2 separate regions of the Homo sapiens genome follow, and region 2 is linked to region 1. The links are chromatin loops, found by intact Hi-C in ENCODE. Cell type or tissue: MCF 10A. All regions are shown on one strand. Links, peaks and the distances in the headings refer to the core of each region. The heading gives the core; the rest is flanking DNA. Region 1 has its middle 97 kb from the start of SLC38A6. Region 2 has its middle 130 kb from the start of TMEM30B.

Evidence for each region. A loop is a pair of places that touch in the nucleus more often than their neighbours do. Peaks named below come from ENCODE experiments on the same cell type or tissue, not always from the same donor. Only the 100,000 strongest peaks of a DNase experiment are listed, where the experiment ranks them.
Region 2: a loop joins it to region 1, with 2.0 times the contacts of the local background. A loop is called at or near these places in 2 of 110 quality-filtered maps.

The regions. Positions count from the first base shown.
Region 1 is chr14:61,075,971-61,081,352 of GRCh38, forward strand. It overlaps a transcript of SLC38A6 not described here. Among named protein-coding and RNA genes, the nearest start is that of SLC38A6, 97 kb to the left of the region's middle. In MCF 10A, for the core only: no CTCF peak of the experiment used is centred there; DNase peaks (open chromatin) are centred at 781 and 2,161.
Region 2 is chr14:61,146,218-61,151,599 of GRCh38, forward strand. No RefSeq gene overlaps it. Among named protein-coding and RNA genes, the nearest start is that of TMEM30B, 130 kb to the right of the region's middle. In MCF 10A, for the core only: no CTCF peak of the experiment used is centred there; a DNase peak (open chromatin) is centred at 2,054.

The DNA of each region.
Region 1 (5,382 bases), core at 209-5,208:
TCAGCCTCCCAAGTAGCTGGGATTACAGGCATGAGCCACCACACCCAGCTAATTTTGTATTTTTAGTAGAGACGAGGTTTCTCCATGTTCATCAGGCTGGTCTTGAACTCCCGACCTCAGGTGATCTGCCCGTCTTGGCCTCCCAAAGTGCTGGGATTGCAGGCATGAGCCACCACACCCGGCCTTCAACTCAACTTCTACTTAGATGGTGGCAGTAGGAATCAGAGGGAGTGGGGCCCCTAGGGAAGAGCACTCCCATGGAAAAAGAGTAGAAACAAATTTTATAATTCCCTGGTTTTCTTACCCAGTTCTCCAACCTGCTAAAATCTGAAAAAGTTTCATACTTTAAATGAATGGAAGATCATTAGTCTCATAAAATAATATGACACTACTGAGCTGGCACTTCGGTGTATAGACCAGGTTCTATGCCAAGCACATTCTCATGTAATCTGAGGTAAGCACAGTTATATTCCCCATTTAATAGATTAGAAATTAAAGTTTAGAGAGACTGTAAGGTTAAATGACTTGTTCAAGGTTATACATCCTTAAGATGCCATCCTAAGAATAGAAACTGAAGTTTGACTATAAAGGCTGTGTGCTTAATTACCATGTAAATAAAGTGTATCCAACTGTTGGAGTTTTTTTCTACAAAAAGGTTCTGCTCATAGCAGATACATAGTCAATATTGACTGTGTTGAAGGCTGCTTTATTCATTTAAAATGTGGCACCTAAATCTGTTCTGTTACATCAGCCAGACAGTATTTTGGCCGGCCTTGTGTCCTCTTGAGTCATGGTTCATTGCCACAGCACTGTTGTTTCTCCTTTGTTAAGTATTTCAGAGGAAATTCTGGACAAAGGAAAGGTATATGGGTCTTCAAGTAGAGCAGGGATGTGTTCCAGTAGTTGTCAACTAGACTGAGAAAACTTGGATGTCTTACGAAACAATGTCAGAAATCCATTTCTGTGTTCTGTGACTTTCTACAAACACAATTTTTAAAAATCCAAATATAGCTTAGACCATCAGTAGTCTAATTCAGTGTTTCCCAGATTTGAGATTTCTTTTGGAACTTTAGAACGTCAAAATGAATCTTGGGACATTGATAAGATTGCAGACTTTTTATTTTATAAATTGATTAAGGATATTAAACTTGCCACTTTCAATATAAAAAATTAAGGAAGGTTATAACCTTTGTGAAAAACTTGCTACATAGTTATTTATCTCATCAAAGACCAGTGAAAACTTTCTCATAGACCAACACTTGGAAACTATCAGTCTAAATAACCAGTCTATATTCAAAAATTCAGTAAAGATTTCTTCACTTCTAATGCTCATTGACTTCAGTTATCTTATAGGTGGAAAGAAGTAGATACAAAAACAGATCTTGATTACAAAATTCGTTGATGACCTAGTTGACTCTTTCCCCAGTCATTACTAATCCTAACCTTTGGGAGCGAAAAATATCTAAATAAGTTCTGGTTTACAAATTTGCAAAATTTTTGTCAACACTTCAGAATTCAGAAAAAAACACAGGACATTTTTACTATATAACTTCCTAAGTTTATATGATATATCAAAAGTCAGTAAGGATTATACCATAATAATATTTACATTTCACAGGGAAGCAAAATACTTGGAGCCTCTCCTTGTCTTTGTCTAAAGATTTGTCATTCATTTGCATTCAAATAAATTCTTTGCTTTCATTCATCCAGAATGGTTCTCAATTTATTAGCTCATGAGACTACATAAATAGACTTGTATTCATACATTTTAATTTCAGTGTAAAATGGCTTTCCTCAATTTTTTTTTCTACTCAACTCTCCCAAAAGATGTCTAATCACTCCCACACTCAGTTACTTAAACATTTCATAATGTTGTTACTTCTATAGTAAAACAAAAAGTAATTTGCTTTTAATAAATCAGAGAGCCCTACTGTAGCAATCTAGAACTTTATTCTGGCGAGAGCAAATTCTCAAATTATATTTCCAGCCTCATTTGTGAATAGCTGATTTTCCCTGTCACAAAGCATTGTTAGGTAGGTACAGTATTTTTCTTTAGTTGGTAAACTACTGGAACTTACAATCCAATGGAGGTGACCTCTATACAATACCTGGGACGGTAATACCCTGAAGCGCAGGGTGTGGCTATTGCATGTGCCACATGCACATGAGGCCATCTGTGCGTGCTTGTTGAAAGAATGACATATCTTGGTGAGTAATATGAACATTAAAAGCTCTGCTGGATAAGCTCATAGAGGTGGGGTTCACTGCCTTCTGGGTGAGTGGGGAAGACTTTGTGAAGAAAGCAACAACTGAAGTAAAATTGAAGGATAACCAAAGTAGAAATGAGAATGAAAGGAAGATACTCCTGTTTGGAAAGAAAATACTAACAATATGTACAGGAAAATACAAGGTATACTTTGGAGATGACAAGTAAAAATTTTGCCAGGAGCACAGATGTAATAGCAATTTGAGAAGTAAAGCTGAAGGGTAGGATCCTGATGTAGAGAATGCTGGACCCAGGCTGAGCTTGGACTTTACATCAAGTAGAAGTGGTAGAGAAAGATTAATTGCCTCTCTGCATTGGACTAGTGCCATCGTCTTCCAAAAGCTAAAAAGAAGCACTTTAGGCCTTCAAGGGCTAGTTATCTAAAAACCACACTTGATTTGTTCTTAAGTCTCAGCTCCTGGGCATATGAGGAACTTTTTCTGGAGTTTTGGAAAATTCCTCATGCCCTCAGATCCTATTAAGACCTCTGGCATCTTTTTTTTTTTAATTATTTAATTTATTTATTTTTATTTTTTATTTTATTTATTTATTTATTTATTTATTTTGAGACAGGGTCTCATTCTGTCGCACAGGTTGGCGTGCAGTGGTGTGATCTCAGCTCATTGCAACCTCTGCCTCCCGGACTCAAGCAATCCTCCCACCTCAGCCTCCAGAGTAGCTGAGACTACAGGTATGCGCCACCATGCCCAGCTAATTTTTGTACTTTTTGTAGAGACAGGGTTTCACCATGTTGCCCAGGCTAGTCTCGAACTCCTGAGCTCAAGCAATCCGCCCACTTTGGCCTCCCAAAATTCTGGGATTACAGGCGTGAGCCACCGAGCCAGGTCAAGACCTCTGGCATCTTAAGAGACTTCCTATGAGTTCCTGCCTCCAAACTTTTTTTTTTTTTTTTTTTTTTGAGACAGAGTCTCGCTCTGTCGCCCAGGCTGGAGTGCAGTGGCGGGTATTGGCTTACTGCAACCTCTGCCTCCCGGGTTCAAGCGATTCTCCTGCCTCCACCTCCTGAGTAGCTGGGATTACAGGCACACACTACTACACCTAGCTAATTTTTCTATTTTTATTAGAGGCGGGGTTTCACCATGTTGGTCAGGCTGGTCTCGAACTTCTGACCTCTGGTGATCTACCCACCTCAGCCTCCCAGAGTGCTGGGATTACAGGTGTGAGCCACTGTGCCCGGCCTCCTGCCTCCAAACTTTTGCACAAACCATTCATGTTGTTTTTCTCTTTCCCCTCCAAAGCGTTTCTTCTCCCTCAAAACCTGTTTCCACACTCAACCTCCTCTAGAAGGACTTACCTGACTATGACTTAATGTAACTGCTCCATTACTCAGGAAACCTATGCTCAACATCTTGATGCTACATTTAATTTCTCTAAATGATAAAATATACAAATTCTTGTATATTTGTATGTCTAACCACCCTGCGACAGCCTTTAGGAAAGGTTCCACATCTGCCAACTCCTTTGTATCCTCCATCCAGAACCTGCCTCCCATCCCTACTTTACCCATCCACCTCAGAGACTTCATGGTACAGTGCAGTATACTTGGTGAGTGTTGATGGTTTAAGAGTGTGCCCTGAACAACGAAGGATTTCTTTGAGGCTGAAATCCTGTGGGATCCATGGAATGGGAGTTTCACCTGTCTTTGGCTTCTGCTCCTTTCCCCAGCATGTGTAGAGCTTCTAGAACAGTCCCCAGCAAGAGAGGATCACTTGGTACACCTCTTTCTTATCCTCACTGTCTCCAGTCTCTGCTGTAGGCCTGCTAGTGATGATCAGGATACAGGTTTTAACATGGCCAAGCTGTTAATAACCTGAGATTGGGCACCATGAACAATAAGCATTAAAAGGCAATAACAACAACAACAACATAACCTGTTAATTTTATGCAGGCTTAATTTTTTAAAGAACTATTTCTTCCTAACTTGCTTTTACTCTTCTTCATCTACTTTCTCATACCTATGACTGACAATGATAAGGACACCCACCCACTATACACACCTAATTCCATCCCTCCAAATTTGATTTCGTGTTCTCTAGAGCTGGCGTGTTATGTGACCTATTGTGGGGAGAGGCTCAGCTGAGGGACTCTGTGATGCCAAATGGACAAAGGCACACTTTTTTCTCCAGGTCCCAGCCTGGTGAAAGTCATAGCACCTGAGAATTTGGAGCTGACTCTCTCCTTTGGAAATTGTGCCTTCCAAAAATATATCTTACACTGCCTGTACCTGCATGCAATAGGTTTTGGTTCTTACCAACTGCAGCTTCAGTCTGAACTTGAGTTCTACCCTCATGGATGCAAATCAAAACAGCTCAGAATCAAGTCTGGGAAGCAAGTCGAAGTGGTTTGATTTGCATGGGGAGCTTTTGTCTCTGCATGAAGGCAGCCAAATTCCCTAGGCTCCCCAGCCCTCCGGAAATATGCTTTACAGGACCCGGGGGCCCAGGCCCAGTCGGGTGGGTGTGATTTGAATGTTCTCTGCTACAGCTGCTGCACCGGGCCCTGGTCACTGCTGTTGGTTTCGCTCCATTTTACTGCCTCAGAATCCCCCTGTGCATGTTAGTGGTTAATACAGCAGCCAGGAGACGCCAGACAGCTCTCGGCACCTGGTTCAAATTTAAGGCTCATTTACACATGATGTCACACACGCATTGTCAGCGCGAGGGAGGTCAGGATGGTTCATTTTGGGAAGGTTCACATTGTTGAGTCTTTACAACACTCACTGCTATTAATGCTTTAACCATCTGACTTGGATTTCGGTTTTCTGGCATGAGGTAATCCCAGGCACTAGATTTATATGCTGAATGGGAAGCCAGCAATGGTGGCTAATCATGCTGGTTTGCAGATCTGCACCTCTGGAGCCTTGGGATGGAATTAGAGGGCCACATGGCAAGTAGCAAATCATAGGCGTTTTGAGCAGGAGAGGAATTAGCCAGACCTGGAAGCAGGGGCCATAGATGGGGTGTTGTCTGAGCCAGGAAGTTTGATTGAAGAATGGAAACCAAGGTAAATTGGACAAGGATCTGGGCCCAGAGACCACAGGAATTATTCTACTTTGACCAGTGCTTTGGGTCATTGCTTGAACTGTCCTTTTGCTC
Region 2 (5,382 bases), core at 152-5,151, 70 kb after region 1:
TTATTATTTCTGATAATAATAAAAGAGCTGTAGCAGTAAGACTTTTGAATGCTGCCAAATTTGCACTGTACATCGTCCAGCTGAATTGCCAAGGTCTCTTACTCCTGGATTGAGCCCAGGATTTTGTTTTGTCTTTGGTGTCATCAAGCCACTAACATGTAAAATGGGAACGTGAATACCTACCCTATGAGAATGTTACAAGAGATTTACACAAAGCTCCTAGCAGTTCCCACCATGTACTGAAGGCCCAACGAATGGTAGTTATTTTGACGAAAGCATTTCTACTGTGCTCTTTAAAAAATTATTGGAGAGTATTTATTCCTCATAGTCCCAGTTATGCTAGGAGGCCCTACAGGGTGGTGGCTAAGAGTACAATCTTTGGAGTCAGATTGATATGGACTTGTGTGCTCGCTCCACCATATCAGGGGGCCTTTCTGAGCCTCGGGCACCTTTTCTATAAAATGGGATACATTCTACAAAATAGGTTATAACATACCTACTTCATAAAATGGTGGAAAAAGTACACGACTGTGCCTGAAAAGAACTTAGCACAATGTATGTACATAGTAGTTGTGATCATCAATATGCTTCCTAGGGGAATGAGTGTGTTTCCTGTTGAGAGATGGAGACATGAAATTACAGAGTGGCTGTGGGACAGGCCCCAAGGACACTGTACCTTTTCACATAGGCTGCGAGCAAAAGCTCATTGAGTCAATCATTTGTGGAGGTGATGGGGTGGAATCTTAACAGAAGGCAGCAAGGACAGGGTTTTTAGGGATTGGGGACACATTCAGGACACATAGGAGAGCTCTGCAGTCAGTCTTTTGCTGGTGATCACCCCTTCAGAAAGCTGGGGCTTCCCCATCATCTGACTATGAACATATTTGATGCAGAATAACTCCATGATACAGCTGTGACAAGAGGCCAGGCCTCCAGTTTCCAGTCTACAGCTTATTTTACTGAGAAAGTTTCTTGTCAGGGTGAGATTTTCAACTGGTGGGGAGAAAATTATTCCAAAACCACTGTTTTTTAATTTCAAAAGCAAGTTTTTTTTTTTGTTTTTTGTTTTAAGAATTGTATTGGTACTCTGAGCTTGTTATTTTAAAAGAAGCTGTCAATTGAAGTTTTTATTATATGATCAATATCACCCAGGATTCTTTACAAGGATGATGTGCAGCAGCTGCTGTAACTCTTGGCTTCTTGTCAGCATTATAATTTGGCGTAAAGTTATGGGGAGGTGACAGAGAGGGAGGGGAAGGAGTCATGTGACAAGAGAGGGTGGTGAGATCTTTTGAAGAAGTTAGAAGCGGTAAAGAATCTCAGCCTACAGCAGCTGGTGAGAAACTTAAAATACAGGACTGTGGGTCCTTGGAGCCATTTTGAATTGGAGGATGTTTTCATAAAGGCTGCAAAAATAAACCTTCCTGGATGAAAGCATGTGGCTACGTGCATTTAAACACACGCCCTCTGTTCCAATAACACCGCGATTCTGAGCTATCCCTGATGCACCAGCAAGGAAGAGAATAAACTCCTTCGTTTCCCAACATCCTTGCTGAGGGCTTGGAGGGACAGCTCTCACTCAATTTTCCAGCCTGGTAAGGCTTTGAACATGAAACAGACGTGTCCCCGGGGCTCTTACAAAATGAGCCACAGCAGGCTGATGTCAGGGCATGGATTCATGGGCTGCCGGGGGGTTAACATCTCTTGCAATTCCAAATAAGAAAAAAGCCTGCATTCTTCTTCATTCCTCCCATTTCACACATCCCTGGCAGCTGGGTTTCCCAATGCTTCATTGAGGCCAATGTGCGTGAAGGAATGGATCAGCAGGAGCAGGCCATCAGGCGGCCATTTTAAGCCCTTGGCCTCCATCCCCACTCCCCACGCTGGGGCGAGACAGACAGGCCTTTGTGTGCCTGGAGCCGGCTAAGCCAGGATGTGACTGTGAGCTGGAATCTGACCTTTCATGGGCTCCAGCACCTGTCAGAAAAACGAACAAGCTTGGGGTGTTTTTTCCGCTCCGGACTTAAATGCCAGTTTTGTGACTCCCTCACAGTGGAACTGTGCCAAGGCAGTTGTGGTCAACTCCAGCTCTCCGAGGAGCAGACCTGAGACGTAAGTGATGGACGGCCCCGCGTTTCTGAGGCCTGGCCAGCTCTCGGCTCAGGTTGAATTCAAGCCGAGCCCAGGACTTCAGTGCTTGAGTTAGGAACCTCAGAGCAGATCAAAACAGCCACATTACTCCGGCACCCTGTGGTGCATGTGAGTGTGTGTGTGTGCACGTGTGTGGGTGTGTGTGCATGCATTCAGCACTGGAACAAAGACCCAGTCACGGTGACCCTGACATAGATGGCTGTCCATTCATCAGGAGTGGGATTATGGAGCAGTGTTGGCACCCCCTCTGCCCACCCCGTCTTGGCCTGCTGCGGCAGTCTGATTATGAACATTCTAGTCATTCTTGGGTTGGACCCTGCCACTTGTGATCCACAGGACCTCAGTCAAATGACTTAACGTTTCTGAACCTCAACTTTGTCAGCCATGAAATGGGGATTAAAATGCCTTATTCCAATGGTGGTTGTGATTTAAATGAGATAATATATACAAAGCACCAAGCATCTTGTGAAAGCACCTTGGAGACACTTAGTCAATAGCCACCCTTTCCTCCCCTGTTGCAGAGCATGCTTGGGCTAGAAGGAAATGGGAGTTTCAGTCACTATTGATATTTGATTGCCCAATAGACACACACAGTTTTGATCATAGAAGAGGGGCTAGCTCAGCCTATCAATGGCTTCAGCTGTGGGAAGACAACTTTCCTCCTAAGTGTGGCCCCAGAGGATGTGGTGTTCAGGGCTCCTTAGTGGCCTGGCCTTTGGCTGGGAGTGGCTGTAGCTGTCTAAAGGGGCGGAGGGCTTTAGTGTGGACCTGTGGTTGGTGCACTCCCCTCCACCCCAAACAGGTTCAGAACCCTATAGGTGGAAGGAGGCTAAAGCGCACCCATGCTCCAGCCGAAGGAGCTTGTCCATTTGAGGTGAATATGGCCACTGCCCCTGCGTCTTTGGCTCCAGGGATCCTGCCTCTGCCCTCTCATTTCACAGGATAGTGGTCCAAGGCTAAGAAGTAGCAGCTGAAGTGGAAGGCAATGTCTGCAGTTACACAGATGGCTGGCCCAGAGCTCGAGACATGCAGGAGATGTCAAAGAAAAAAAATAAAAATCGAATCCTCATTCTCAAGGCTATCGATAATTTAAAAGTTCATAAATATTGATCCCATAAAATCTGATTTTGGAATCACATGGATTCCAAAATAAACAAAATTGTATTTTAGATGTGAAGTTTATGTTTCTTTGACTTTACCACATCTTGTGAAAATGGATGTATAGATTTTTACCAATTTTGGAGGGTGTGATGAGGGTGACAGAAAATGTAGGCTCTGCCCTGGGAGAGAGCTTGAAGAGATAAGTAATCATTTGCCAGAGGGAATGAAACTGAAATCTAGTGACAGGTAGCTGTGCCTGGCAGGCAGGGAGGAGTGGCCCTCGAACTAAGAGGCTGGGCCAAGAAAACAAATGGCGGTGGATGAGCCCCACATTGGAACGTGGTTGTTGATTTGCAACATGCTGCTTCCTGTAGAGCAACTCTGGGTAGTCAGCTGCAAAGTGAGGAAAACAGATTTATTCCTTTAACTATTCTGAAGAATACAAACTAAACCAGTTAGTACACACAAATAGCCTGTAATGCTATAATGTCCATTATCTTTATTTAGTTTGTTTAATTTCCTTCCTTCCTACCTTCCTTCCCTCCCTTCCTTCTTTCCTTCCTTTCTCTCTGTTTTTTCCTTTCTTTCTTTCTTTCTCTTTCTTTTCTTTCTTTCTTTTTCTTTCTTCTTTTCTTCCTTCCTTTCCCTCTCTTTCTTTTTCTTTCTTCTTTCTTTCCTTCCTTCCTTTCCCTCTCTTTCTTTCTTTTTTCTCCTTCCTTCCTTCCTTCCCTCCTTCTTTTTCTTTTCTTTTTTCTTTTCTTTCTGTAGAGCTGAAGGTCTTTTCTTTCTGTAGAGATGAGGGTCTTGCTATCCTCAGCAAGTGCTTGCGATCCCCCCAAAGTGCTGGGATTATAGGTGTGAGCCACTGCACCCAGCCTAGTTTAACTTTTTAAAGGATGCTGTTGCTTGTCTAGACTATACATTTTGTAGCCTTTCTGTTACTAGTGTTTGAAACATAGTCTGCAGTGTGCCAAACACTTCCCTTCAAATGCTTATCATAAGGATTCTTCTACAAGGAAGCTTCTGTTGCCCCCATTTCACAGATGAGGCTCAAGGAAGTTGGGTAACTTGCCCCGCATCACCCAGCTAGTAAATGGCAGAGTTGGGGCATAAACTTGTGTGTGTTTATTCCAGAACCCAAATTCTTGACCAGAATGGGATGTTGCCTTTTCCTGTGGTTTCTTAAAACGCCATTCATTTACTACAAAGATATTCAGATGGTCAAAATTTGATTTTGTTGATACATAGTTACTTTAGTCAATCAAATTGCACGCTGAAAATGTATTTCTTTGTACCTATCAAAAAGTCTGGGTTTTGAAAATTCAAATGAAACATTTTTAAAGCTCTAAATTAGATTTTCACTGGTAAGCATGTTATCTGATCATGTTATTATTTGATGTTTGATAAATACTCACCGCTACTGTTTGGTGCTCAGTTGGACAGTTAAAAGGTGGCTTGTTTCAGTCTTAATCTGAAATACATTAAGAAGGGTCACCCAAGCCCAGGCAGGCTTTGCTAAAGGTTTTTTGCATTGGTCACAGTTTTGACTTATAGATCAACAATTAGTTGCAGATGTCGACAGTAATAAGGAGTGTAGAAAGGGTCAGGAGAACACTTCGTTCCCATTTGAGAGGAATTTAGAACTTAAAAAAATACTCTGTTAATTCTGAGCTGCCAACATATACACATTTATGCATGTATGTAACTCACTGGAAAAACAGTCAAATTTTTGAAAGTAGTAGACCATAGTTCTATGGACTTTAAAATGCAATTCAATAAAAACTCGGTTTTTAAAAGTAACCATTAATAAGAAGAATAACAAGAATCATTTTCACATTTCTTTCATCTCTGTAACTCAACAAACATGTAAGTTTCAAAAATTACAATAATGACTCATATAAAAATGTTAACAATAATAATGAGAAGCACACCATGTTCAGAGTAAAGTACTAAGTGCTCCATTTGTCTATTTTTGCGTTCATCATCACACTCACTCTCTGAGTGAGACTCTGTCATTTGCTCCACTTAGAAGTAAGGAAAATGGAAGGTCATGGAGGGCAAGGTCAAGACCCTGCCACAGCTTGGGCGCCTCACCCCTGTATGCTACCGCCTCCCTCATCAGGCCATGCT